Linked DNA regions of Mus musculus: regions 2, 3, 4, 5, 6 and 7 are each linked to region 1. A link is a loop called in an ENCODE intact Hi-C map of the cell type or tissue named here. Cell type or tissue: left cerebral cortex. All regions are shown on one strand.

Evidence for each region. Peaks named below come from ENCODE experiments on the same cell type or tissue, not always from the same donor. Only the 100,000 strongest peaks of a DNase experiment are listed, where the experiment ranks them.
Region 2: a loop joins it to region 1, with 3 times the contacts of the local background. A loop is called at or near these places in 5 of 42 quality-filtered maps.
Region 3: a loop joins it to region 1, with 4 times the contacts of the local background. A loop is called at or near these places in 8 of 42 quality-filtered maps.
Region 4: it touches region 1 in a loop (3-fold over the local background); 9 of 42 quality-filtered maps call a loop at or near these places.
Region 5: it touches region 1 in a loop (4-fold over the local background); 15 of 42 quality-filtered maps call a loop at or near these places.
Region 6: a loop joins it to region 1, with 4 times the contacts of the local background. A loop is called at or near these places in 11 of 42 quality-filtered maps.
Region 7: a loop joins it to region 1, with 2.3 times the contacts of the local background. A loop is called at or near these places in 2 of 42 quality-filtered maps.

Annotation. Positions count from the first base shown.
Region 1 is chr15:44,745,918-44,749,917 of GRCm38, reverse strand. It overlaps Sybu (syntabulin (syntaxin-interacting)), which reads left to right and starts at 1,246. Exons shown (of 7, transcript NM_001285840.1): 1 at 1,246-1,609; 2 at 3,456-3,672. The coding sequence starts at 1,586. In left cerebral cortex, a CTCF peak has its summit at 1,535; DNase peaks (open chromatin) are centred at 2,001, 2,958, 3,278, 3,484 and 2 more places; H3K4me3 peaks cover 3,365 bases; H3K27ac peaks cover 3,312 bases.
Region 2 is chr15:44,668,156-44,672,155 of GRCm38, reverse strand. Sybu (syntabulin (syntaxin-interacting)) reads left to right here. Exons shown (of 7, transcript NM_001285840.1): 7 at 1-300. Among named protein-coding and RNA genes, the nearest start is that of Ebag9, 51 kb to the right of the region's middle. In left cerebral cortex, no CTCF peak of the experiment used is centred here; DNase peaks (open chromatin) are centred at 915, 1,218, 1,989 and 3,815; H3K27ac peaks cover 1,488 bases.
Region 3 is chr15:44,436,904-44,440,903 of GRCm38, reverse strand. Eny2 (ENY2 transcription and export complex 2 subunit) reads right to left here. Exons shown (of 5, transcript NM_175009.3): 5 at 3,219-4,000. Among named protein-coding and RNA genes, the nearest start is that of Nudcd1, 11 kb to the right of the region's middle. In left cerebral cortex, a CTCF peak has its summit at 1,577 (motif pointing left); a DNase peak (open chromatin) is centred at 1,544.
Region 4 is chr15:44,816,285-44,820,284 of GRCm38, reverse strand. It overlaps Gm33852 (a long non-coding RNA gene), which reads left to right. Exons shown (of 3, transcript XR_875330.2): 3 at 1-1,340. Among named protein-coding and RNA genes, the nearest start is that of Gm33852, 19 kb to the left of the region's middle. In left cerebral cortex, a CTCF peak has its summit at 2,081; no DNase peak of the experiment used is centred here.
Region 5 is chr15:44,635,634-44,639,633 of GRCm38, reverse strand. Ebag9 (estrogen receptor-binding fragment-associated gene 9) reads right to left here. Exons shown (of 7, transcript NM_001357691.1): 6 at 2,779-2,870. Among named protein-coding and RNA genes, the nearest start is that of Ebag9, 18 kb to the right of the region's middle. In left cerebral cortex, a CTCF peak has its summit at 1,550 (motif pointing left); no DNase peak of the experiment used is centred here.
Region 6 is chr15:44,616,836-44,620,835 of GRCm38, reverse strand. Ebag9 (estrogen receptor-binding fragment-associated gene 9) reads right to left here and starts at 1,396. Exons shown (of 7, transcript NM_001357691.1): 1 at 929-1,396. In left cerebral cortex, no CTCF peak of the experiment used is centred here; DNase peaks (open chromatin) are centred at 1,046, 1,316 and 1,743; H3K4me3 peaks cover 2,112 bases; H3K27ac peaks cover 1,783 bases.
Region 7 is chr15:45,113,035-45,117,034 of GRCm38, reverse strand. It overlaps Kcnv1 (potassium channel, subfamily V, member 1), which reads left to right and starts at 2,101. Exons shown (of 3, transcript NM_026200.3): 1 at 2,101-2,864; 2 at 3,616-4,000. The coding sequence starts at 2,395. In left cerebral cortex, a CTCF peak has its summit at 2,310; DNase peaks (open chromatin) are centred at 1,685, 2,230, 2,777, 3,928 and 1 more place; H3K4me3 peaks cover 3,129 bases; H3K27ac peaks cover 3,800 bases.

The sequences.
Region 1 (4,000 bases):
ATCAATCCTCTTAGGCCTACCTTGGTGAGGTCCACAGTTAAGAGAGTTATGGGTTTAGAAAGGTTGAAGTAGTCACTTCTGCTCCAGAGAATCTCAAGATTATGTCTCTGTTAAGTAGATCAAAAGGGGATAAGGATTAGTGGAATATAATCTCTTGGGGTTTTAGGAAGCAAACAAGTGGATTCCACTAATCTTTTAACTTTAGGATCTCTCTGAACTCAGTGCATTCCTGGTTTTCGGAGTTGGTATTCAGAGGAGAGCAAGCAGGACAGTGGAATTTGAGCTACATTACCTATAATCACAATCCTCAAACGTAAGACCCCAGGTGTCAGAATGAGACTGATCACTGCTCACACTGCTACCTAGAATATTCTCTACCTGAGTGAAGGCTGTGTAAGTCATAAATGTTGAAAGCCAATCACCAAATAGGATTTGAGCATAGCCCAGCAAGACTGTCAGTCATTCTGTTCTCAGAGACATTTTGAGCTTATTAAGCATGAGCTTTTTAAAGCATCACAAGTGCCTTTTTCTGCCTGTCCTGTAAAAATAATATCTGCAGATACTGGACCAGCTGGATCTGACCTAGCCGCTCATTGGAAGGTTTTGCTTTGTCAATAGGATAGAGTTGTTTTCTTGTCGTCACTTATCCCTCCCAGCTGTCCTTCAGGTGGGTATTATTGTCCCTCCTGTTAACAAGGGCCAACTTGAAGAAGAGTCTCAGCTTGAAAGAACCTGTGTGCTGTTTCCTCTACACACAGGAATTCCAGGGTCTCCTTTACTTGTAGTCAGGCAGCAGTTAGAGAACTGGGAATGAGTCTGCGTGCTGTGTCTCAGGCTCCTGCCTCCTGGTGTCAGCTGTGTTTCCCTGCCACATTAGGCCTTCTGATGCAAACCCCTCCAAGGAGAACCGCAGTCTTGAAGGTCCTGTAACCTAAGTGCTGTATCAATACTGTAGCATAGGCTTAGCTGGGTTTCAGGTGGACCAGAAGACCCCACCACACAACCACCCTCAGGCGAAGTCATTGTAGAGAATCATATGTTTACTTAAAACCTAGAGGTTACAGGGGGACAGCGAGTGGGGAGGGTGACTTTCCCTCTTTTTCCATCTTGGCCGTCTGATGTCGCAGCTTTCTCAGCCTCTCCATTGGATTTTCACCCCCTGCCAATCCTGGACCAGTGGACACCTCTGGGCTGGCAGTACTGCAAATAAGCCTCCGCCTGCCCGCAGTGGGTCGGGCCTTGGAAGGGAGGGGCGCTGAAAGCGGGACGTGGCGAGTGACCTGGTGGGTGCTGCGCTCCGAGGTGCTAGGCAGCTGTTCCGGGCCGCAGGTGAAGGCGGCGACCAGGAGGCGCCTCCGGAGCCGCCACGGAAGGTGGCACCACGTGCCCGGCGGGGCGGGGCGGCGGGCGCGCCCTCGGAGCCGAGCGCGACCGCTGGCGGGGACGCGGCGAGCCCGCTGCTGCTGCCGCACGCAGCCTCGGACTCAGTGCTGTCTCCTCCCTTGCTCGGTGCTCACAGGTGCCTCCTCCTGGACGGCGGCGGCGGCGGCAGCGGCGGCGTGGGGAGCCGGCAGGCAGCAGCGAAATGGGGCCCCTCCGAGAGAGCAAGGTAAGGGGACAAGCTCCGTGACAGGGTCAGAGGGTGCTTCAGTAAAAGGCAGGGTGGGCACAGCTTGCCTAGGAGAGGGCCAGGTGAGAGGTGGACGCTGGCGTTCAGGGTCCAAGCAATGAGTGGTGCTGAGTAGAGCAGAGAAGCAGAGGTATTCCGATGGGATGTGGCAGATGGGGAGGTGGCACTACAGGAAGAGATTTGGGGGATTAATATGATTTAAAAGATTGACTTTAGAGGGTTAATCCTAGCTCCTGAAGCTGTGGCTTGAGGTGAAGCTTTTAGCTGGTGTCATGTGTTTGCTTGAGTGTGTAATATGTAAAAGGCATTTGGTGTATTTGTGACTGAGAAATAAAGACTGCAGCGTGACAGTGACCCAGCTCATGAGTCTGCAGTGTGCCAAGCAGAGTGACTGGCGTGGGATACCTGCTGGGTGACTGATGGGCTAGACAGATCCAGAGGCTGGGTGTGGCTTACACGGAGAGGATGGCACAGATGCCTGAGCCAAATTCCAGGCTGCAAAGGGTTTTTCCTGTGGAGGCTTCTCAGAGGTGTTCATTTTGGCCTTGACCCTTCCTGGTAAGCTTAGGAAATAAGTAGGAGGTCATGTTGGGAAATGGCATTTGCTATTTTAGCCAAAGCCCTCTTTCAGTTACAGAGGTCGGAAGGAACTGTGGAATTTTTGCAAAATATAAAATAAAAAATAAAAATAAAAAAGCTCTTCCTGGGAATCTGGCTTAACACTGCCAAGTAGTGGTGACCCCAAAAATACTCTGTCTGAAATCCTCTCTTCTAGATGATGTTTAGCCTTCGAGTCTTTGAACCTCGGTTTCTTCATCTGTACAGAAGTACTTGAATAAGTGTTTGTTGCAGATTGGGGTATAAAGATCCATTAAATGAGCTAATGGTGGAGACAAAACTTGTTTTTTATAATTGTTATTTAGTTGTGTGGGGAGGGGTATTGTGGGTGCCATGGCATGTGTGGATGTCAGAGAAAAACTTATAGGAGTCCTCTTCTTCTACCTTGTGTGTCCCAGGGATTGAACTCAGGTGGGCTAGCTGGGCTAGAAGCACCTTTACCTACTGAGCCATTTTTGATGTCAAGGAAAGGGACTTTTACATTGAAAACATTGTCAAAATATAGTTCTTAGGCATTTTTTAAAAACCAAAGTGTGGCAGGGTCTTAAAAATGGATTTCTAAATGGAGAAACTTTTCTTCTCCTGGTTGTCCTTTTGGAAAAGAAAAAGCTAGATGTGATGTAAAAGGTGGAGCCATTTTCCTGGGGATTAGATGTGTTTGCTTTTCTGTTGGCAGCAAGTCTTGTGTACCAGGATATTAATGAATAATTAAGAGGCTGTCCGGAAGAGGAGGGATTTTAAAAATAAGTGTGTGTGATCCATTTGAAAAGAATTGTTCTCGGCATACAGGTCTAGTGTGTGAGGAGACAGAAAAACAGAGGTGAAATTGTCAGTTAATTCGGGAATAACACACAAGAGTCTAAAGGAAAAGATAAACCAATAAGCATAGGTGCACTGTGAGAGCCTTGGAGCTTGAGCTAGAATTCGATTGAAAGATAGAGTGAGGATGTAAGCCAGGAATGGCTTGGAGATGTGGGATGGCATTTATGGTGATGGGTGGTGTGTGTGTGTGTGTGTGTGTGTGTGTGTCCTGTAGACTTGCACTGGTGATATTTACAGGCTCAAAAGGGAGCTTAGTTCAAACATAGTCACAGACTGCTGGACTGTTCAGAGAGGGCTCAGTGCTCAGAGATATGATCTCTCAGAAACTGAGGCTTACAAGGGCAGAGAGAAAATGATTGTTTTCTTTTGGCTTTCCAATTTGGAGAAGGAGCAGAGAGTGCAGCATCAGGAGAAAGAGATTTCCAGGAGCCGGATTCCCCGGTTGATTCTGCGGCCCCATCGGCCTCAGCAGCAGCAACAGCAGCAGAACAAGGTTTCCCCAGCCTCCGAGTCTCCCTTTTCGGAGGAAGAAAGTAGAGAGTTCAACCCCAGCAGCTCTGGACGCTCAGCAAGGACGATTAGCAGCAACAGCTTCTGCTCAGGTACACTAAGGCTATGAGCCCCTAGGGCGGGAAAGATGTGGCCTCTCAGCTAGAATTAGGCTTCTCCTATCCCCAAGACACTTGCACTGACCCTTTCTGGCTGTTGTAAGCTACCAATACAGCACTTTTCTATGGTTCAGCCCAGTTAAATTTCTTACCATTTAGAATGATTTAGAATGTAAAATTCAACTTCTTTCTATCATTTTAAAGTTTATTTTACTAAATTAAAAATTACATTAGTTTCGGTTTTATACTAGCAATATCTATAATTCTAGGTACTCTTGGTTATGAAATACCCTAAATAAATTAACTTCTAACAAAAGGAATA
Region 2 (4,000 bases), 78 kb after region 1:
GCATAGCAGGGGACTGTAACCAAAAATAAAAATGTACTTGTGTAATTGGTTCAAAGACTTGAATAGCTCTTTATCGTCTTGAGGTTGATAAAGTTTGAGTGTTTAGATTTTTGTTTTTTAACTTAATGTAGCTCCAAAGTCTTATAAGACTCATTTGCTCTTAAACCTGTCAGTTAGTGATACTATGTAAATTTACAATGTACTAACTTATTTTTTGCTTATTATATATAGTGTTTTTTGGAAATTGTTTGTACCCACATACTTAAAGCATGAAAATAAAGGTTAGTGGTTCCATTTAAATGTTTGTCTCCTATAATTATGAATTTACTACTATATAAGTCAAATAAATAGATCATTCTTTATCAAAAAGATTCTATAAAAATGAAGCTAACCAGAAAACAAGAAAGAAAAAATAATTACTAAAACCAAAATGAAGGCCTGGAGCAATGCTCCGTGATTAAGAGCAGAAGTTAACTACTCTGGTGGAGAGCCTGAATTCTACCACCAGCACCCATGTGGCTCACAACACCTTCTGACCAAATACTGTGGCAGATACTCACAAAGACCCTCTGCCTTCCCTCCCCTCCCCTTTCTTCCCCTCTCTTTCCTTTCCTCCCCCTCCCTTCCCTTCCTCTCTCCCTCTGTCTCACACACACTTAAAAATAAAAATTCTTGAAAAAGGTAACTATGCCTGACCTTGAAGAGTATTATATAGAAAATAAGGGTAGCCCTGTTTATTTAAATAAGGCATGCAGCTGCTTGCACACACAATCAGCACGTTTGCACTCATTCCAGGAAAGGTGGGCGGCTTATTAAGCTTGCTAGACTCCCAGGAGAGGGAAATTCCAAGAGTAGCATCTATTCTCCATCCTCCTCCTCCTCTCTCAATGAAAGGATTGGGGCGGATGGAGGAGGGGATCTGCAGTAATTATTGATTCTTAGTAGCCTTGAGAAGTAGGTGTTCTACTTTATAAACAGGGAGCTAAAAAGCCACAGACAGCAAAACCGCTCAAGCTCTCTAAGTTCATTTTCAGAGCCAAGAGTTAATGTATGAGCGATGAAAATGCCTCTTCTACCTTACTGTAGAAATGGAGGTGATCTGGGAAGTAGCTTCTCCTCTCAAACCGCTTCCTCATTAGGGTTTAAATATGTGCTGACATTGTTTATCTGTGCCTTTAATATCTTATTGCCCATGGTTCCTGTTGACATGCTAGCTCTGTGAGCAGGGCAAGGATAGGTGTTCTGTCTTATGCATGGATGTCAAGAACTTAAAAGAACCTGCCACATAGATCTGAAAATCAGTGTAGAATTCATCCAACAGCAACTAGCTGATAATCTCACAAGCCAGTTAGCTACTTTACTGGGTTGGTCACTAATAGGCAAGGAGGGTGCTTCCATGCTTTGTCTTCGAAGAGTCCAGTGCTTTCTAAAATAATTTTAGGCTGAGGTATGTACTTTGACCCAAGAGAGACTAATAGCTAAAGCTAAGGAGAATACCTCTGAGTAACATCAATAGTAAATCATGAGAAACAGTGAGTAAAATGTTATACACACACACACACAGAGAGAGAGAGAGAGAGAGAGAGAGAGAGAGAGAGAGAGAGAGAGAACAAATGTTAAGACCCACAAGGTAAAAGATTTCAACCTATATATTTTAGCATGGTGGAGTAGACAGGAAGCTGGCTGGTTCATATGGAGACATGTAGATAAAGTTGTTAAGTTGAATAGATCAAGATAGAAATAATAGGTGAGAGGGACGGAAGCATAAAAGAAAAAGGGCTACATTAAGTATAACTCAAAGGTTTTCATCTTGAGCAACTACATCAATGAGTATCATTTGCTGAAAATGAAGAGCACAAGAGAATCAGATTTGGCTGAAAAAAAAACAAACCCGTGTGCTATCTACTAAAATAGCTATGTGAGATGCCAAGCAAATGACTGCACACACACATATGGAGAGCCCAGGAACTGCCAAGCCTCGCTATAAATTTGGGGCTCCTTCATTCTGCGTAGTATTTAAAACACAGAACAGATGGAATCATCCAAGAAATGAGAAAGAAGGCCAAATACTCTAAGTCCTGTCTTACTCCCACATTTAGACACAAGCGAGGAATGAACAAAGTCAGAGAAGAAGCTGCCCCAAAGATGAGGAAAACTGACAGAATTGGGTAAAGAGGAGAAACAGTTAAAGAGTGGAGTGGAGCGTTAAAACTCTGTGAAGAAGATGCATAATGTGAAAGACTTAGTGTGTTCACTGGCTTTGACAACAGTGAGTGTCAGTTCAAGGGATGAGCCAGACTGGACCAGCTTAAAGAGTGAATGGAAGCCCAGAACTTAGCCTATTCGTGTCAAGACTACACTTCCAGGCTGTACCAGATGTACACCTTGTCCACTCACCTTGCCTCCTAAATTCCCCCAAACCTCCTCCACTTGTACCAATCCCACAGTCTCAGGTATGCTTTCAATCACTCAGCCCCCTCACTGTCCTTGTTTAATGAGTTCCCCCACATTTCCTGTCCTTGATCTAGTCACACAGCTCCTGCAGGAGAGACAGGCTAGACTCTCACATGAGACATACAACCAATGAAAGTAGTGCATAAGCCCAGGTCACATTACAAAAACACAATGTAAAAGGTCAAACAGGCCCCCCAAACCCACTATAGGAATATAGAAGTGTTTGCCAATGAGAATTATATAGATTATTTAGACAGATAATTTAAAAGAATGAAAGAATTTGTGATGTTAAGATATAAACAAATATCTCCATGAACTAAAAAAGGGATAAGAATAAATTCCTGAATGATGTTCATGAAAACACAAACATACAGCTGACTGAAATGATGAACATAATTCAAGATTTAAAAACTGAATGCATTAAAAATATATGAGTAGTGAAAAGAACTCTTTGAAGTTGGAATGAAAAAAAAACCCTCAATAATGCGATTAGAAAGCAAGGCATACAAGAAGACTTGACACATATGTACAAAGAAGACTTGACACATATGTACAAAGAAGACTTGACACATATGTACAAAGAAGACTTGACACTTATGTACAAAGAAGACTTGACACGCATGTATAAAGGGCTTGATATCCTCCTCCAGAGTCACTGCTGCTCTATTCATAACAGCTAGAAAATAGAAGTAACCTAAATGCTCTTCAACTGAGAAATAATAAAGGTGGGGGACACAGACAAAATCTATTCAGCTGTAGAGATTACGTCATGTTACTTTCAGGCAAATGAATGAAACTAGAATATATTCTTAATGAGGTAGCCAAGACCCCTGTTTTCTCTTATTTATGGATCCTAGCTCTGCATCTTCAGAGATGACAACTACAGAAGACAAAACAGTAAAAAAGGTCCATGAGGTGGTAATGAGGACTTCTAGAGGGGGGCTACCAGGACACAGGTGCTATGAAAGGGAAATGGGGAAAATGAGGAGGGACTGTTACTAGAGAGGTAGAAGGAATAATACCATTCTTTGAAAAAAGCCATAGGGAACCATGTTTATGTGTGTGTGTGTGTGTGTGTGTGTGTGTGTGTGTGTATCATTACATACACATGTATGTAATCATTACATGTGTTTACATACATATGTACAGTTTAAGTGGAGTTATGTCACATGGGTTAAAATTGTTCTCCTAAGAGAGCTATAGATTACCTAACAAAAATCTCAGTGCCAGGCTTGGAAACCTCTCTTCAACTTGTTAGGATGCATGTGTATGTGCGCACACACACACACACACACACATCCTACTGGCATATGTGTGTGGGTGTACATGTAATAAATAAGAGCTCATGAGTTTGATGAGTAGTGGAAGTCAGAAGACATGGAGAGGGAGAGGGGTGGAAATGATGCAACTGCAGCTCCTCATGTAAGAAATTCTCAACAACAACAAAAAAGGTGAATGAAGGGAAGTGGAAGGCAGAGTTTGTGGCCAATCTGCTGTTGTTTGCTTTAAGTTTTACTTTGAAGGAAGGACAATGTGCAATGGCAAC
Region 3 (4,000 bases), 310 kb after region 1:
CACGGACTCTGCTCAGGTGAAGTCCTTGAAGCTCTGTAAACTTACTATAAAAATAAAATCTGAACTGAAGTCTGTATTAAGTCACTACAAAGTGGCGGAAATGGAGGAGGAGCAGAAAATGCAGCAGATAAATGTGTCATTTTCACTAAATATGCTTTATGTCTGTGTATAAAACCTGCCTTTATTGGTGGATAAAATATGAAAGACAAAGTTTAGGCTTAGAACTGATTTATGAAAACTGAATGTTAGAGTATATATGCTAGGGTCTTAGCCATGACTTTGACTTTTTATTACCTTTTCTAAAACTCATGACCTCATACTTCTTTATTCTGTGCATTTCCCTAGCCAAAGAGAGAGAGAGAGAGAGAGGGAGAGGGAGAGGGAGAGGGAGAGGGAGAGGGAGAGGGAGAGGGAGAGGGAGAGGGAGAGGGAGAGGGAGAGGGAGAGGGAGAGGGAGAGGGAGAGGGAGAGGGAGAGGGGGAGAGAGAGGGGGAGAGAGAGAGAGAGAGAGAGAGAGAGAGAGAGAGAGAGAGAGAGAGAGAGAGAGATGGGATTGATAGGTAATGTCAAATGGAATTCTTATGGAACTAAAGAAGCCCTCAAGCATATTAATGGTAGAAACAACACTCCCATGTTGTTAGGATCTTGGCCACAGTGTATCTCCACCAGACTGAACACTCCAAATACAGTGTGCAACAGTATTTAAGTCTCCGGCACAGCAACCAAGCTATGGCTCTATGGGCATTTCTGTAAACTCTATCTTGTGACTCTTTTCTTGTCAAAGCCCAACTTTGATATAGGTAGCTGTTTAGAAAATCTAAACTTTGAAGACTCAACAACAACAAAATTAGAGCAATGGAAAGTCACTGATTATCATTTAACTCTGGTGATTCTAGGCACAGTGCCACTTGTGCTTGTAATAAACATGGCTCCAGCTCCTATACTTAGAACTACTCTGCGGCAACACTGCAGCATGAGTGTGGATCCTACATGCCTTAGTTCTTTGATTACTATTATCATTGTAAAACATGTCATTGACTGTCCAGTTCTGGGGTATTATATATGCTCTACGCTGTTTCTCTTTACGAAAGAACAGAGGAAAAAATATATGGATTTTTTTTGGTGGGAACAATAAAAACACTTTTATTTCATTTGTTAAGACTCCCTTGGGCTTGGGATGCAGCTAAGCAGTAAAACTTACCTAGCATACATGGGGCCACATGTTCATCCCCTGCACTACAATAAATGCCAGTTACTGAGCTAAAATCTATTCCCCTCTCCTGTTATAAATCAGTGAAATCAAACTATTTTGGGAACTGTGTATGCTATTTAAATCAACCTCCTGAATTATGGAATTGGCTTCTGAGAACGATAGCAACCTGACATCTACACCTTATGATAGCGGCCTCTTAGTTAGTATCAGCACATTCTGACGTTCTCACATTAAGTTTTAATCCAACAACACTTTCATCTTCAACAAGCTGGCCTCTAAATTGGAATTGGGCCCAGTAAAATGTGATACTCAGCTCAATTAAAGTGAGTCCCAGAGAGGATAAATGTGCAGGTGCCAGGGGCCCCCTTGTGGCTGATAAGTAGAGTAACCATAGGCACATATTGAATTTAATTGCCATAAATTTATTCTTATTTTTCTGTTGATCCAGTTAAAAGGCCATTTTAAGAATTCTCTGCTGAGTACTGAAGACAGAAAGACAAATGGGATACAGTCGAAGCCATAGGGAGTTAAGAGGGTAAAAATGACTAGATTTCAACCTTCCTTGCTAAGTACTATATAGTGATGTTAATTCTGGGAACCAAATTTGAATCCTTTGAAAGCATGCACCTATAAATGAACTCCCCTGCCCTAAAGACATCATTTTTTATGTGAATTTCACAGCAGCTAATACTATCTAGAAAATTCTGACAAGTATGTTATGTCTTTTCCACACACAAGAAAACACATATTTATAAATTTCTAGGCAAGCTAACATAAATCCATATATTCTCATTACCCTATCAGTATTTAGGTCTATTAATTCTTGCCAGGACACTATCCAAACAGTGAAACCAAGGCAAGAGTCATTCTTATCTGCTACCCAGTATCTTATGATTAATGAGATTAGAACCTGAACGATTTGATTGTACTTAACATAGTTTCATTCAATGTCTGTTCAATGGTTTCTGCTCAATAGTAGAAAATATGTAGGATTTTATGAAGTCATATTAACACAAGCTAGGCTTCTGCAAGGGTTAGACATGCGCAGGCATGTGTTACACACACACACACACACACACACACACACACACACACATACACACACACAGGATCAATTCCAACACCAGCTATTGAGCAGCTGTCACCGTTCTCTTGTGTTGGGTGGAACTTTCTATCAAGTTATGTAAGTGTTATATCCAGTTACCAACCAGTCCCTGGCTTGGCATTGCTTAACCAATGATACACTTGTAATGCCTAAAGTGACTGTATAAATGATTTAGTTGGGTCTTCTTTCCCACTATAAAAGAAGATAGAGTGATGACTATACTAGCCCATGCAGGCCTGGAACAAGTGTCTTAAGTTTCCAACACCGAGTGTGAAAGGGTGGAGGTTTCAGTGAATTCCTACTTTACATAAATCAATGAGAGCCAAAAGTGTTCACAAAGTTGATTTATTTACAAATACCAGTGATTCTAGATTCAATCTACAAGACATTTATAAGATGCCAAAGAGAAAGGTGGTAGGGGAGTCTTAGCATTGTTTTAAATCTAGGCTGTTATGGGCCCCAGAGGTGGCACACACCTGTCTTCCCAGCACTTGGGAGGTAGAGGTAGGAGGATCAGGTATTCAAGACTTACCTAGGCTACATAGCAAGTACAGAGAAAGCCTGGACTACATGTGACCCTGTCTCAAAACAAACCGGGGTGGGCGGGGGGCTGGGGGGGGGGAGGGAAAGAGGCCAAAAATACCATTAAAAACAAAACAAAAAAACCCTCCAAAAACCGAATCTATGCTCTCACCTTAAATTTCTACAAAGCATTTTAAACTTGGTTATTTTTCTCATTGTCAAGGAGTTTCCAAATGCCATTTTTTAAATCTTTTGGGATATTAAAATAATATCTTTATAAGCCTTTTCAGTTTGTTTCTATATACAGAATTATGAAGAACCACCCCTTATTTTTAATACTTTCTGTGTACCATGTAAGACTACTTTTTTTTTATAATTGGTAACAAAATGAAAATTCCTATTTAGAACATAATGAAACTGAAAATATTACTTTGGGCGAGATTTTGGGTGTACATATCTCAAGATCCAAATATATAATTCTGTAAATGACTCAATGACATTTAAACTTAATGTAGTGTGGACGATGAACCCTTTTCTCAACTGTACCTATATATTAGGACTTTATCACGTGCTCCTGTAGTGCTCACTCAGTTCAGTCACTGCCTTATCCATTCTTTCAGAAATGAGAATCATACAATGAATTTGTTCCCTCCCCTCCAGATGGGCTAACATCCCTGTGCTCCCAGGTCTCAGGATTCATGCTCAAGGCCAGTGTGAGGCTAGCTGACTGATGGAGGGACAGCCTACCTCAAAAATCCAAAAAGAAATCAGTGACAAGGAATTGAAATCATGAGACTGTCAGAACATTTAAAAACTCAAGCTGAACTCTGAAGGGAAAGTAGTAACATGATGACTTAAAGGGCTTCCTAGATGTTATGATTTTTGAGAGGTACTAAGAGATGGAACAATTTTTTTTTTTTTACAGACTGCAGAGATAGAAATACGTGCTAGATTTAGAGGGGCCTAGCTAGTATGCTGAGTTTGAATTTCATCCAGTATTGAAACATTTCAAGTAGGGGAAATAAATGACCAGACTTGAATTTCATAAGGCCACATAGGCAGGGAAACGATGAGGAAGATAGTGGAGGCACAGAGGAGTCACTGCAATCACTTGGGCTTAGGAGGGCCACAAATGATAATCCAAGTTTATAGCTGGCCCT
Region 4 (4,000 bases), 70 kb before region 1:
AATATTTACAATAACATTATTCACAATAGCTAAAATAGTAAAAGCAAACAACTACCTATCTCTAGATAAAAACATAGAAATATCATATAAAATGCAATGGCTTAGCACACAGACATAAAAAGGAAAACAACTTTCTTTCACATACAACAATATACATAGACCTTGAAAATAGTATAACACTGAAATAAATCAAACACAGAGCAAATGCTGTGTGTTTCCACTAGAAGAGGCAAGTCCACAGAGAGACAGTAGAGCTGATGCTAAGCTGGGGCAGGAGAAAGAATCACTAGTTATTGGGCTCGGAATTTTTACTGGGGATGATGAAAAATTGACATATAGATAATAATGGTGCTTACACACAATTGTGATTGTATCTAAAGCCACTCAAGTGTACAGTTTCAAGTGGTTACAACATACTTTATCATAGTATCCTCTAGAAAGAAGTCTATCTATTCTTAAACTAAAAATGCTTAGAGTCTTCATACTTTGGTGACAGAGAGTCCAGGACTCTGAACCACAATAAAACATCATTTTCAAACATCTTTTAACTAGTGGCATCCTGATGAATTTTCAAGAAATGATGAACCTCTTTCTGGGGAAAGCAGTATGAAGAAAACATAAAAACACTGTTGTAGGAAATTTGGGAGCAAATTTCATGATATCCAGAAGCCCCCTCACTGAGTTTGATTTGGAGATCAGCCATGTTGCAGAGACACCAGATGTGAGGAGTCCTAGTCACCTGCTCCTGCCGCTGAGAATTTCCCCACCAGAACAGGCACGCACCATCTCAGACCAGGAGCCAAAATAAAGCTGCCGCCCTTGTGTTATTCCTATTAGATGCTTTATCACAGAGGCAAGAAAAGTAACAACAGAGCAACAGCCAAAGGAAGAGAATTCTCACTGACATGTGATGTTCAAGTTTATCTGATGTCCTCAAGAAACAAACAAACAAACAAACAAAAAATAAAATCACAGAAGAAAGGGACACCCCTCCCAAAGTGCATCCATGAGGTCTGAGCTTTGCTATGCTGAGTCTTGCAGCCCACATCAGGCATGGGGAAGGACAATAAAGTCAGTGTAAACGATAAGGCATCAAACACTGTGGCTCATCTCATTGCAATACAGTCTGTTTAATAAGCTATTGCATTCATTTTTAGGGCTATTTTGAGACTTCCCTGCACACAGCTGTCTTCTCCCTGCCCCCCAAGGAAAACTTAATGATATGCTTTCTGTGTGAAAAGAGGTTGTTTTTTTTTTTTTTTTAAATCCGGTTATAATTTGAAAAGGAACAACTAAAATTACACATGTTGAAATAATAAAGGAAACGCACTCCCCTTTATTACTGGTTACAAAGTTCTATTTTTATACTACTATCTAGTGTATAGTATTTTCTGTGGGTTTCTAAGACTGGTAGCATTTTTACAGAGTTTGTACAAATTGGTGCTTGTTAACCCTGGTTTTAAAAATTCATCAAATTTGAAATATTTTAAATAATTTCTTTTTCTCTAGCTTCCAACATATAAGAATATCCAGCATACATACTGGTGTGTTCTTTGCAAATCAAATAGCGAAAACATTCAAACACGCACTATTTCTATTGCACCTCTACTAAGTATACTAATAGCGAATACAAATGTATACAACAGAGGCTATTAAGAAGTATTTTGAGGCTGGGCATGGTGGTGCACACCTTTAATCCCAGCACTTGGGAGGCAGAGGCAGGCGGATTTCTGAGTTCGAGGCCAGCCTGGTCTACAAAGTGAGTTCCAGGACAGCCAGAGCTATACAGAGAACCCTGTCTCGGAAAAAAACAAAACAAAAACAAAAACCCAACAACAACAACAACAACCAAAAACGAAGTATTTTGAACTGTATATTTGAACTTTTCCAATAAAAGTCCTCTTAAGAGTTTTCTAAGTCTAAGCACCACAAAGCCAAGTGGCATATACATGTAAGTCCAGTCTGGCAGCCGCACTTGAGCATCCCCAACCGTAAATATGGTCTTGTGTTTTATTCTGAGTTCATGTACATTCTACCCCATAATCTATCACATCTAGCCTGATAGTAGAATTTTCCATGACAGCATCGGCCTCTGAGGGGCAACATTCCACTTTCACTGCTCTGCTGATGCCATTGTCATTTCTGTGTTTGATGTTTCCCTTTCTGAGTTAAGACAAACACTGCAGGGCTGATGGCTAAGAAGCACGTTTGTCTGTTTATAAACATTATAATGCAACCACTGCAGAAATGACCTGATCCCCTGGCACAGTATTAATACTGACAGGACTCATTCAAACTAAATGTGGTACCAAAAGACATATCCAATCTTTCACAAATTTACCCTTCCATAATTTATATAATGCCCTGGAAATATTTGCCAGAACTTCTCTCTGTAACTTGGATTTTCAATGATGCAATCAACAGTGCATGTGGGTGGTATTGTAAGAGCACCAATATGCCAGTGTTGTTATGCAAGATGATGTTAAAAAATGTTGGGTGCAGACAGATTTTTGTAGCAATTATTTTTTTTATTTTGATGGGTTTCTCATATCTAATGCAAGTCACACTGAGTTTCCATTTAGTGCAGAAATACAAATGTTCTTTTTAAAGCAGTATTATTTAAGTTAATAATCATCTATATGTTAGTGAATGTTATTAAGAAAACAAGATATATTTAGTTTGCTATAACAAACATTAGGAAAATAATGTAAAGAAAAGTATATACTCTATGATTTTCTAATGAAAGAATAAGTGACTGTTATTTGAATCTAGAAAGATGGGCAAGAATTTCTAAGAAGACAAGGAAAACAGAAATTCATCCCAGACAGATAGCCAGGATGAGCACTCTGAAATTAACACAAAATATTAGAGAGCACTGGACAGCTGAATAAGAGAAAACAAGGAACCAGATCACAGACAACTTTACTAAGCTAGAGTCATAATCAATAATGAAAGAGCGTGAGAAGGTATCAGAATGTTACAAGCCAGAATCAACAGGGCTGACTGAGTGGGGGAGGGGGGGTGGCGGGGAGGCACTTGAGAAAGGGCAAGGAGACTGTGAGGTTAATTATGACGATGTAAAAGGAAAGACCAGGAGGTGTTACCTCATTTAAATAAAAAATTGAATTGTTAAAAAAATAACACCATGAAGCAGCTTTAATTTCATACATATATTTAAATGAATTATGTTTATGGTGATTCATGAGAATGATGGGTAGTTCATATTATAAGTGGCTAGGAACACGAAAATATTTTTTCATGACATAACACAATTTGCTGATGTTCAGAAAGTGGTACATTAAAACAATAAGGTATAACCATTTGAGCATTAGACTGCTGAAAGCAGATGATAGAACAGTATGAATAATGTTTCTCTATGACGGCAGTGAGAGAAACACATCATCTTACTGATGATGTGAAGAACTTGTGGTCATTAGGGAAAAACTGCTACCAGTGAGGCCGGAGTTTGTCTTTGAACTTGAACTAATACATTTCAACATATTTTACTGACAAAGAGTTTATAAGAAAATGGGAAACAGAGCTATGTGTTCAGTGGTTAACTCTGCTTAATGAAACATATCTGTCAAATAAATCACTCATTTCCCTGTTCTTTCAACTTCCATCCTCTATAAACCAATAACTGAACTGACACCCTGAGTAAACACAAGTGGCCATGAAAAACAGAGGAGCAAGCTGATATATGTGTGCATCATTAAGTATCTATACATATTTATTAAATATATTTATCTAATAATATGTGTACATATACATCCTATGATACAATCGGTACAGGATAAAATACAGTCACTTTTTGAAATTTCCCAAGAGTGTGTAGCATGAATAAAAAAGACTCACCAAGGAAAAGCTTTCAGAACACCAACATGTTAGCTTGAAAAAGGAGGGAGAACCCACACCAAGGAGGACCTCCTGGACCACATCTAGACTTAGACAAAGAGCACTGTCCTTCCCTCATCCAGCTGGTCTGGGAACCCACACCTGG
Region 5 (4,000 bases), 110 kb after region 1:
GTACCAAATTAAGGGTGAAAAAGTAACTCAAAGAAATAGGTTAGGTTGAGGGGAAACATGGTTAGCACTGAGCATACAACAAGCAACATCTACATCTATACAGAACAAGCCAGGCTGGGGCACGGAAATGAGCATATGTTCAACTTAAAGTTCATGAAAGTGATAAGTTAATGCATATTACATACACAAATATGCATATGCATGTATATACAACTGGTTTTCAGTAATAGTTACGAATGCAAGGACATAGAGTTGCAAATGACCAAAATCCCACAAAGAAAAAGTTTCTTTGTGGCAACACTCCAACTTTTACCATTAATTAACCAAATTTAAAGAAGGAAGGAAAACTTACTTTATACTAGCTATGCTCAAAGTATAAGAAGATCTGAAAATTTTTACTAAAAATGAAACCTGAGACATGTAAATTGTAGGAAAAAAAATAATTATAAAGTAATGAATGGCTTATAAAAAGATAAACTTTGACCTGGTTCCTATCTGAAATGAAAATAGCAGCAATGAATGTTCCAGGCACAAGAAACAATTTGGAGATTACTGAAGACCAAAAAAAAATGTATTTTCAGCCAGGCAGTGGTGGCGCATGCCTTTAATCCCAGCACTTGGGAGGCAGAGACAGGTGGATTTCTGAGTTTGAGCCCAGCCTGGTCTACAGAGTGAGTTCCAGGACAGCCAGGGCTATACAGAGAAACCCTGTCTTGAAAAACCAAAACCAAAAAAAATAAAATAAAATAAAATAAAATAAAATAAAATAAAATAAAACAAAACAAAAAACAAAGTATTTTTCCCATTCAGATCCAAGTCTGGAATTGCTTCAGTACTAGAATCATACTCTTCTGACTGATCACAAAACTAGAGTATAGAAAAACTTTTAAACCTGGAGAATTTGGAACACAGATGCACTTTTCCAGTGCTCAGTGTCTTCCTAGAGACACCATGACACAAGCCTCCATGTCCCATTGACAATGCTTGTGCAGTACACAGCATGAAGCTTGTCTATTATCAACTAACAATCTCATTTCACTAAACTGTCATAAAGCACTGTTTTTATTTGTGTTTTATTAAGATAACAAGAGATAGGATGGAAAGGGAAGGTTTTAGAGTAGCATTAAGATGCTCTGCTCATAGCTAAAAATTCCATAATATTATCATTAAGATTATTAGATTCTAATGAACAGCTCTTTCCTTTACCCTTGTGCTTCATAAAATTAATAATTACAATCCTCCAAATTTTCTAAAACATTCTAATTGTTGGACCAATTATTTATTTTTTTAAAATCAGAATAAAAATGTCATTTTCTGGTGATCCTTGCAACTGTGTTATTTAGTTCACAATTTTAAAAATATCCTTTATTAAAGACACAGTTACACTGACTAAAGGGAAGCTAAATATGAAAACATCTTACAACTTCATTTTAAAACTATGATTCTCCCCTCCTGTTAAAAAGAAAAAAAAAAAAAAGATGCTAAAAAACAAAATCTAAAAGAGAAAGACAAAAGTTCTACATATTTAACTGCACCCTCTGCTGGTTATTCAAGGTTACTATAAATTTGCCATCAAAGATAAGAAAAATAAAAATAAAAATCAGTTCAATTGTTAAGACAGCTAAGAAAAGATAATTCATTTTCTATCCATAGGGCAAAACCAGTAACAATATCAAATCAAATCTCTATCACTGTATTTTGCTAGTTTTTTACATTTTATTTTATGTGTATGTGTGTGCGCCTCCATATTCATTATGTGTATCATGTGTGTACAAGTACCCACAGGGATCAGAAGAGGACACTGGATCCCCTGAAGCTGACATGGCTCCTGGGAACAGAACCTGGGTCTCCTAGAAGGGACTGCTCTTACCCACCGGGCCACCTCCCAGCCCCTTGCCATATGACCTAGGTGTCTAAAGAGGCTAGACAGATTTACACATGAGTTTGTATCAGAGATAAGTCCCGCTTCTGCTTGCTAGTCATTTTTCCTTTCCTTTTTTGACCAAACACAGAAGTGCAAAAACTAAGTTTTCTACTCATATAAACATAGAATGAACATCCAACAAACATGAACTTTAAAACTACAGAATAATATTTACTTTTCTGTATAATGGGTGATCTACCTGTTTTATGGGACTTTCAAAGACACTAAAATTAAGATACATGTAGAGATTAAGGGTGCTTTATTAGCTACTTTCATTCAGATGTGAAGTTCTGACACTATTTTAAATTGTGAAACAATAAAAACAAAATTACAACTTCTAATCTAGAATAGGATATGATAGTGGCTCACATTTCACAATAGGGTATTATGATATCATGTGGCATGTGCATGCAAAGAAGTTTTGCCCTTAAGATTAATAACCTTGGGCTGGAGAGATGGCTCAGCAGTTAAGGGCACTGACTATTCTTCCAGAGATTCTGAGGTCAATTCCCAGCAACCATATGGTGGCTCACAACCATCTGTAATGGGATACCATCAATACCATCTTCTAGTGTGTCTGAAGAGAGTGACAGTGTACTCATATACATAAAATAAATAAACAAATAAATAAATCTTTTTGATTCAAACAATATTTTAAATTCATAGTATTTATAACAAGATATAAAATCTGAAATTCCGACCAAGTTTAATAAGAAAAGAGTTTAATAAGGTCAGTATGGGTATATAGAGACAGACAGAACATTTGGCAGAGTAGATTTTCTTGACCTTAAATATAACCAGGAAGAAATCTAAGTTTTCTACACAAGGTGTAATATGATAAAGTCATCCAATACCTCAGCACCTCTTCTGCTTGCCAGGCTGCATCTTCTTCCTCTTCCCACGCATTGCTATTTTCTTGCCATGTATCTAAGTCACCTAATTCTGACTATATTGAAAAATAAAGAAAAATTAAGATAGTAAAGAGTCATCATTTCTCTAAATAGCAGTTCAAACCCAAAACAACCCAAAAAACGAGGAACTTTAAATATCTATCTAACAGGAAATACCTGTTCCTCTCCTCTAGTCCCTAACTTCCATACTGATCCCTACATAGGCCACAAAGGCTCTAGCGTCTTGTTTGCCTAGAACTGCAAGTTTCAACAATGCTATGATGCGTGACTTTCCCAAGGGATAAAAATGTTCTCTGTAACGTGCAATAGTGGCATGCCTTATGTGCTAACCAACTGCTGACTGGACTTGAGGTTGACTTCACAACAGGAAATGCATGCCTGGTACAGTAAACCTGATCAAATGTCCATGGCTAGGGAGGCCATAGTCACTAATAGGGAACAGTTACTGCTGCTGTTCTCCTAAATAGACATGCTCTGCTCACTAAATTGCCTTTTAAAGATTTATGGTTATGCCTATAATTTGGAGCTGCTGTCAGCTTTGGTCCGAGAAGCTGTTTTCCAATTGGCTGTGGTTACTGTAGACTTCTAAGTGGTCAAAATGACCAGAATCAATGACTGCCGAACTGATTCTGCCTAACACTGAGATGATATCCTTTTCAGTACTTCCTGCCTCCACCACTAAGGCTCAGAAAACACCATGGATGGAACAAAAACTGAGGGAAGCCAAGTATTGTGGAATGCAGTCTTCCCAGAGTGGCACAGCAACTGCCCTCAAGAACTCACAGCTCCTATGATTCACTGCACAAGCAAGATTTGCACATGAATAATAGTACCCCCAACATTGGAAGTCGCTTATGTGGCCTCTTCAACCCTTATGGACCTATAGGCAGTTAATGATAGCCAGGTGGGAGTGGGGCAGAAAGACATTTTTTTCAATGCTGCAGGCACTGGGCAAATTACCCATGCTCCTATAAGCAATCCCAACTAAAATTCATTAACACACACAGACAAACACACACAACCACAAACAGACACGGGGTGGGGGTGGGGGGGAGAGAAGAGAGGGAGAGGGAGAAGAAATGGGAGGGGGAGAAGAAGAGGGAGAGGGGAGAGAGAGAGAGAATCAGACAGACCAAGACAGAGAGACAGAGAGAGGTTGGAAGGA
Region 6 (4,000 bases), 130 kb after region 1:
ATAATGGATAAGGCCTATAAATGGTCTGAGTAATTTAAACAGGTTAAATCAGCAGTGGCTGGAGGAGGGGAATCCTAAGGCCCTGATTCTGTTTCAAACGATTTCAATTTTATACATATCACTACAGTCTGATTTCTAAAACACCTATAGATTCTCAATTAGGAAAACACTTACTTGGAGCTACTTTGCAATTTGGGTGTTTTAAAATGCTTTCTAGAACTGGACAATATTGAAATAACCTACCAAAATACTCAAATTTTAAAAACGAAAATGACTAAGAAAATGCAGAAACTTTATGCCAGAGAAATAATTTTGAAGAAATGGCATTTCCAATTAAACAATAGGAAGAAGAGCTCTGTTGTGACAACTAAGAAAGATTTCCCTATAAGGGAGGAAGGCATAAAGAAAAAGAATCCTGCATGACGTGGTCAATCTGTCCTTGTGCTCAATTTCTTCAGATCCTGGAGTATACATCAATTAAACTATAATTCATTAAGCCAAGCCAGGTGATACTCATTAAACGAGTCATCAAATGCTGTCCTAATCCTGCATTTCTAAGTCTATACAATTACTTGAAAGTCCCACGACCTACGAAAGCACAGAATATACTCAAATTAGGTCTGTGACTCGCTAAAGTTAAATATCATAAAGCTCCCAAATAAAAATCTACCTGAACTCAAACATGACAAGGAAGGGTCAACACCGGAGGCATGTAAGCAAAAGCAGAAGTGCAGTTTTGGAAAGCTGGTGGTAAAAACCGAACATTCTGTACCATCAGGCCTTCGAATTTGACACCCCGGGGACTGTTAGTTAACCAAGGTGGGTTAAGATCTTCTGAATGACTCAACGGTGAGTCTCATAACTAAAATAATTTTCACTTTCAGATTACCCACCTAGAACTTGCTGGCGGAAAAAAAAAAAATCATACCCACTGCACAGATGAGCAAAACAACACACACGCGAGCTTTCTGGTTACGCAATCCCACGCCCGGTGGCGGGCGGCATGTGAGGCGTTCTAAACTGCTGAAGGTGGGAGCCGGGTGGGATGGGGTTTGGATGTTGGGCAGATCGGCCCCGAGAGGTGCGAGGCCCGTAGAGGAGGGCAGGAAGGCGGCACATTGCCCTTGGGAAAGACTGAACGTGGGGTTTTTCCGGGTCGGCAGCTCCCAGGCGGGACGCCCGTGCGGGACCGCAGCATAGCGAGGGGACAGGGACGAGCCGGTTCCAAGCCACGCTCGGCTCTCCCCACAGGTCACCCTGACCCGGAAACAGTACCCCAGAGTGGTGGCTCGGCGAGTGGGAGGTCGAGGTAGAGGGCCGAAGAGAAAGGCGGGAGGGCAGGAAGTACGGGGCGACCCAGAGGGTGACCGGGAAGCGCGGCCACCAGCCGCAGGCCGGACCGGGTCAGGAGGCGGGTGGGTAGAGAAAAAGCCCCTCGCGGGCGCGCGCAGGCCGCACACACTCACCTGCCCCTCCCCCTCCCCGCCCGCCCGGCGGAGGCTCCGAGCTGCCGCGGGCCACGCGCGCTCACGAGGCGCGCGCGCGCACAGCCGCTGTCTGCCTCGAGCTCGCGCTCCGCCAGCTCAGTCCCAGCTCCGCTCATTCAAAGCCGGGCGCGCGCTCCGTCGCAGCCGCCGTGGCCGCCGCGCAGCCGCCATGGCCGCCCCTTCTCCAAAAACCCGCCCGGACCCCGCCCTAGCTCCGCCCTGGCCCCGCCCGTTTCCCCGCCCAGACCCTGTCTCCAGGCTCTGGCTTCCGCACTCTGCCTCTCGTACTTCTGGCCCAATAGAGGATAGATACGTCATTGACGTGCAAGTCGCAAGCCAATGAGTGCATAGGGGCGTGGTTAGTCGGGACAGTGCAACTGCTTTGGCCTTTTGTTAATAGTAGTGTGTTGGGTTTTTTTTTGTCCTGGAGCAACTGGGCTCCTGCCAAGTTGTTTTCCTTTCCTCCTTTGTAGATTAGTGTCTCGCCTGTGACCAAGTCTCCTGTTCCATCCTTAAACCTGTCTGCTAGATGGGGCCAAGGCGAAACTGCATCTAGATTGTGAAACATTGGCGAAGCCTCTCTGTCTCAAAATGATTTGGGTGTGACTAGGACAGACCCCAATTACTGCTGGACCTGAGACGTTTACACGTCTCTTTCAGAATTTATCTGGCTCTGTTTAAATCTTAGTCCAGTTTTTAACTGAAAGTAAGGCGGGTGATTCTTCTAGGTCCCTCCTTATATCCTGCATCAGGGGCTAGCCTTTTTACCCAGCTCTTGTCTTTTTGGGGTTCTCTCTTGCAATCGGATATTTTTCTGCTGTTTGATTGACTTTTGGTTTTTATTTTTTATTGTACATGTTACTTTGTTCCATAAAAATGCTTTCATTTAAGGAAACATTGTAACTTGAACAGATACAACCTCCTACCCCCTTTTTTTCCTCCCACCGCTGATAGATCCTTGTTCTTCTAGACAGTTTCACTTCTACGTTTATACATACATATGTATGTATGTATGTACACAAGCATATTCTTTTCATGTTTTCTTTTCTTTTTCTATCTTGTGTGCTTGTAAAAATCCGAGTTTATTGTTCTGTTGGACTAAGAATTCTTAAGAAGCTACTATTAGGAAGTGGCTGGCAAGGGAGTGTGTGTGTGTGTGTGTGTGTGTACATATATTTGTGTTTATGATATATCGAAAAGTTGAAAGCAGTTTTTTCAAATTCTTCCTCAACTAGCCTTTCCTTCCTATTCCTTTTTAAAGATTCAGCTGCCTTTGTTCTCTCACCATGATTCGTCTATCCATGTAACCTGAAATATTCTACCCCCCACCCTCTTCACTGCAATCTGCTCCATATTTTTATTACTATTTATTGTGCTTTATTTTCTTTGAGAAAGGTTCTTGCAATCCTGAAACTTAAGCCCCTCCTGCCTCAGCTTCTACAGCATTCTGAGATTACTGGTGTGTACCACTAATCCAAGACAGCAGTTTAGTATGCTTACCCTAACAATGAGGAAAAAGTAAATTTAGGATTCTTTCTCTGGTTCTAGGTAAACATGAATTAATTTAATCTGGTCTCCTCTTAAGTGCATTTAATACTTGCAATGCTTTCAGTGCAGTCAGGCACATATCAAGCAATCATAGATAATAGCCACTCAACTATCATAAAGCTGCAACATTTTTAGTAACTACACAGCCACACATCAAATAAATAAATGAATAAATAAATCACCTGAGGTCCCTGAAACAGGTATTCTATCTATAATCCAATCTAGTATTATCCAAATTCCAATAATCTATAATTTCTGCCATTTTTTGATTTCCCGAAATCCTAATAGGAGCATGTTTTTTTAATGTGATGACTTACATCTTCGTTTTAAATTACTTATTATGCCCCATGATAATCTTCTTTTTTATGATTTTTTTTTTTTAATAATTCACCATTTCCAAATTGAAAAACCAAAGGAGGCACATGTTTCTACAGAAATCCTGGTGGCTGGGTACTTGTTTCACAACAGAGAACAAAAGGAAAGCAACCATACTGGCTAGTTTTATATCAAAATGTTACAGGCTAGAGTCACCAGAAAAGAAGCCTCAATTTCATTGAGAAAAATGCCCCTATAAGAGAGGGCTGTAGTAAGCTTGTGAGGCATTCTGTTAGTGACTGATGTGGGAAGGCTCACCCACTTGTGGGTGGGGCTACTTCTGGGCTGGTGGTTCTAGCTTCTATAAGGAAGCAGGCTGAGCAAGCCACATGAAGTTTGCCAGTCAGCAGCATTGCTACACGGCCTCTGCATCAGCTCCTGCCTCTAGGTTCCTTCCCTGACTGAGTTCCTCTCCTGACTTCCTTCAGTGATGGACGATGGATATAAAAGTATAAGCCAGATAAACCCTCTCCTCCTGAACATGCTTTGGTCATATTTCATCACAGCAATGAGAATCCTAAAATGACAACAAAATTGCATATTGCAATCCAAATTCATTTGTAAAATACCTGCAAGAGAAGACTTTAAAT
Region 7 (4,000 bases), 370 kb before region 1:
ATAACCTTATGATGAACAGGTTACTGGAATAACTCATATATTCTGCTGGGAAGAGTTCCTTAGGAGAAGTAAAAGTCAAGAGAATGGAAAGCTACTAATAGAAGCATAACCTAGAAACTTCAGAGTTAAAAGGATTTATTGAAATTTCTCCTCAGTTCTTACTGGATAACGGAAAGCCCCACAAGAAGGAATTTTCATCTGTTTTCTTCATAACGCCTAGCAAGCACATCATTAACTCTGACCATTCATAAGAAACAAAAGGCAAAAGTCATCCTAGGTTGATTCATTTGAAAATCAGCAAAACATGCCATCTCCACAATTAACTTGTGGAGGTAGCCTCTGAAATTTAGTACTATAGTTGAATACGTAATAGATGAGTTTAAATCACTCAACTTCTCTGTCTATTGCATTAAATGAGCACATGAATGCCTCATGGTGTTGTTATGACAAAACAAGCTATTGGAGTAATAGAGAGCCTGCCAAACTTCTCGGTATGAACTTAGCAGCCAGTAATTGATTTGCCATCTTTATTAAAACTGACTATCTTGAAGAGGCACTGAAGTCTATAACAATGAAAAGCCCCCAAAGTTGGGTGACAAAGTGAGACCTAAGCAGCCAAATGTTTGTCCCATCAACTGGAAAAGCTCTCCTCACTACAATTGTGTATGTGTGTGTGTGTGTGTGTGTGTGTGTGTGTGTGTGTGTGTGTGTGTATAAACCACTTACTAAGAAACCACAAAGTAGAGTCTGGCAAACACTGGGAAATACTGATTGTAAATGGTTGCTAGATGCAGTGATGAATCCTTCTCCATAAACATGGAGAAGTAGAATATAACTGTTCTAACCTTGCTTCACTCAGCACTTTACCACTTTGGAAACGTTGGAGTATTTTTGTGGACACAGATGGTGGGGAATGGAAATCAAATGCAGTAATTCTTGAAGCCTCTTCTGATGGATGTAATATTCAGTGTCACTAAGCACTCCTTTCCTCTCTGGCTCTAGCCTCCCTACTTCTATTCTCTAAAGAGGCTGGCCACCTAGAGCTTCTTTCAGTTCCAGCGGAGTGCTGGGCAAGGGTGGAAGCATAACTCCCACAGAATCCTGAGGCCAGGCCTGAAGCCAAGATGCATAGAGGCAGAGCAAGGCAGCAAACGCTGTCTAAGATCTGTGCTGTGAGCAGTTTCTGGCTAAGATCTATGCTGTTAGCAGTTTCCATTCTGGACTGGTGAAGTCAGAATTCTCACTTGTAGACCAGACAGATTAAAGAATACTACAATATCCGTTTGAGCTGCACTGGCTGAGCAACACCCAGGTGTGCCTGAAGTTGCAGGTGAGTCACTGCACCAGCCCTGTGTCCAACAGGTTGGCTGAAGACATAGCTCTAAGAAGCCACTAGGCACTTTGCTAATCACCTGATCTCCTGAATTTAGCTTCTGCTTTAACCGTGGGGTCGCTGTTATTTAAACTCTTGCCTCAGCCCACGCTTGTTCTATTCCTTGTCTTTCTGCCTTTCTCTTTTTCCTAAAGCATGCACTCCCCTTTGTGTTGGAGAATGTGCCCAGAATGTCTCTTCTGAGGAAATGTGCAGTGTCCCTGTGGGCACCCGGTGTGCAGAACTCCCCTAGTCCTTAGTGAGCCACTGTAACTTCAACTAAAAGGACTATTTCTCAGCTAGGAACTGAAAACCTAAGAGAGATGACAATTCATGAATGACAGATGGGAACCAGGGAGACGTGGGAAGAAATCTTGAGCAGGGTACCCCAGACATACTTCCCCATGTGTTCACAGCCTTAGAGAACATCACAGAGTGAATACCTTACAATAGATGAGGGAAGGCTATAAATCCTCAAGTTAGGACTCATTCTGCTATTGCCACCTGTTTCTGAACTTTTAGCCGCCCATTTCTTGCACCTGACAGGGTCCTCTCTGCTTCTACTCTCCAGATCTTCCCATTCCCTCCCTTGCCCAACTCTGCCACCGGAAGCCTTCAGATCTTAAATTTACACACCATGTAGGCTGGGGAGTGGGGGTTGGGAGTTCTGAATTACAAAGTTGAGAAAAGGCTCTACCTATATCTAGGAGGGGCCACCGGAACAGACTGTGTATCCTGGGTTGTTCCCTGCCTGGACGCCACACAACTGCTTGCAGGGTTCCCTCCGCGCGACCACTCCTGTGCTCCCAGCCTCATCGCTCTACCGCGCACTCGCAGCTCCCTAGCGACACCAGCCATCAAGCTGGTGGAAAGAGTAGGGGTGTGCAAGTGGGAGGCTTCTCCCTCGGGAACCTGGGAGATCCCTGCCGCCAGCAGGGGCCGTGGCACCGCCTGCGCGGGGACCCACGCTTCCATCCAGCGCCTTCCCAACTTCCCAGTGCCTTCAGGCCAAGGCGGTCAGGATGGATCTGTCACCCCGCAACCGGCCGCTACTGGACTCGTCGTCGCTGGACAGCGGTTCTCTGACCTCACTGGACTCCAGTGTCTTCTGTAGCGAGGGCGAAGGGGAACCCTTGGCTCTGGGGGACTGCTTTACAGTCAACGTGGGCGGTAGCCGCTTCGTGCTCTCGCAGCAAGCTCTGTCCTGCTTCCCGCACACGCGCCTGGGCAAACTGGCCGTAGTGGTGGCCTCCTACCGCCGCCTGGGTGCCCTGGCTGCCGCCCCCAGCCCCCTGGAGCTTTGCGATGATGCGAATCCGGTGGACAACGAGTACTTCTTTGATCGCAGCTCTCAGGCGTTCCGTTATGTCCTGCACTACTATCGCACTGGTCGCCTGCATGTCATGGAGCAGCTCTGTGCGCTCTCCTTTCTTCAGGAGATCCAGTACTGGGGCATAGATGAACTCAGCATTGACTCCTGCTGCAGGGACAGGTACCAGCAGGGCGCGGCGGTTGGGCGGGAAGGGAGGAGAGGGTGGTAAGAAAGCACAAGCAAAGACTTGAGGCTTTGTGTAAGCTTGTCTACTCCAGCTCTGCGAATAGGTGTGTCTGCGTCTTGGCTGAAGGTAAATGAATCCGAAAGTCAACTTGTGCATTGAACTTTAAAACAACAACAAAAGCCTCTTGCCCCATTTCTCCCAGAGACTAATACTCTGATTTGTTGTGAAAGTTCAAACCGGTCAGACTTGCAGTTAACATCTGATATTTTAATAGATGAGTCAGAAAAATCTATGCCCCCAAAGTTACATAGAAATAAAAAGGCTATGAAAGCCTTGCTTGAAAGACCTCATAAGGTCCTGAAGGAGAGTTGATTGGCTGGTGATAATTACTTACTGCTGTCCTGCCATTCCTATTGCTCCTTCATATATTTTTCTTTTATACACACAAATGTTACAGGTGGGAAATACATGTTCTTGTCACCAGAAAATATGTCACAAAAAATTAACTGATCTAAAGTTGCCTGCTAATGTATAAAACCTATTTGCATAAATTTCTAGTAAGAAAAAAGTGTCTTTTTAAAAGTCATAAGTAGGAAATCTGTCAGGGACCACCATGGACAAATATGAATATATATTCCTATATTTTGCACATATGAAAGTGTGACCTCTCTGTCAAATTTAATTCTCTTGTACGTCTGTGTTTTTTTTTTTTTTAATTAATCACAAAGTTGTCTTCTTTGAAAGATACTTCAGAAGAAAGGAGCTGAGTGAAACTCTTGACTTTAAGAAGGACACAGATGACCAGGAAAGTCAACATGAGAGTGAACAGGACTTCTCAAAAGGACCTTGTCCCACTGTCCGACAAAAGCTCTGGGATATTCTGGAGAAACCTGGATCTTCCACAGCAGCCCGGATCTTTGGAGTAATCTCCATCATTTTTGTGGCAGTGTCCATCGTCAACATGGCCCTGATGTCAGCTGAGCTTAGCTGGCTCAACCTACAGCTGCTGGAGATCTTGGAGTATGTGTGCATCAGCTGGTTCACCGGGGAGTTCGTTCTGCGCTTCCTATGTGTGAAAGACAGGTGCCACTTCCTGAGGAAGGTTCCAAACATCATAGACCTCCTTGCC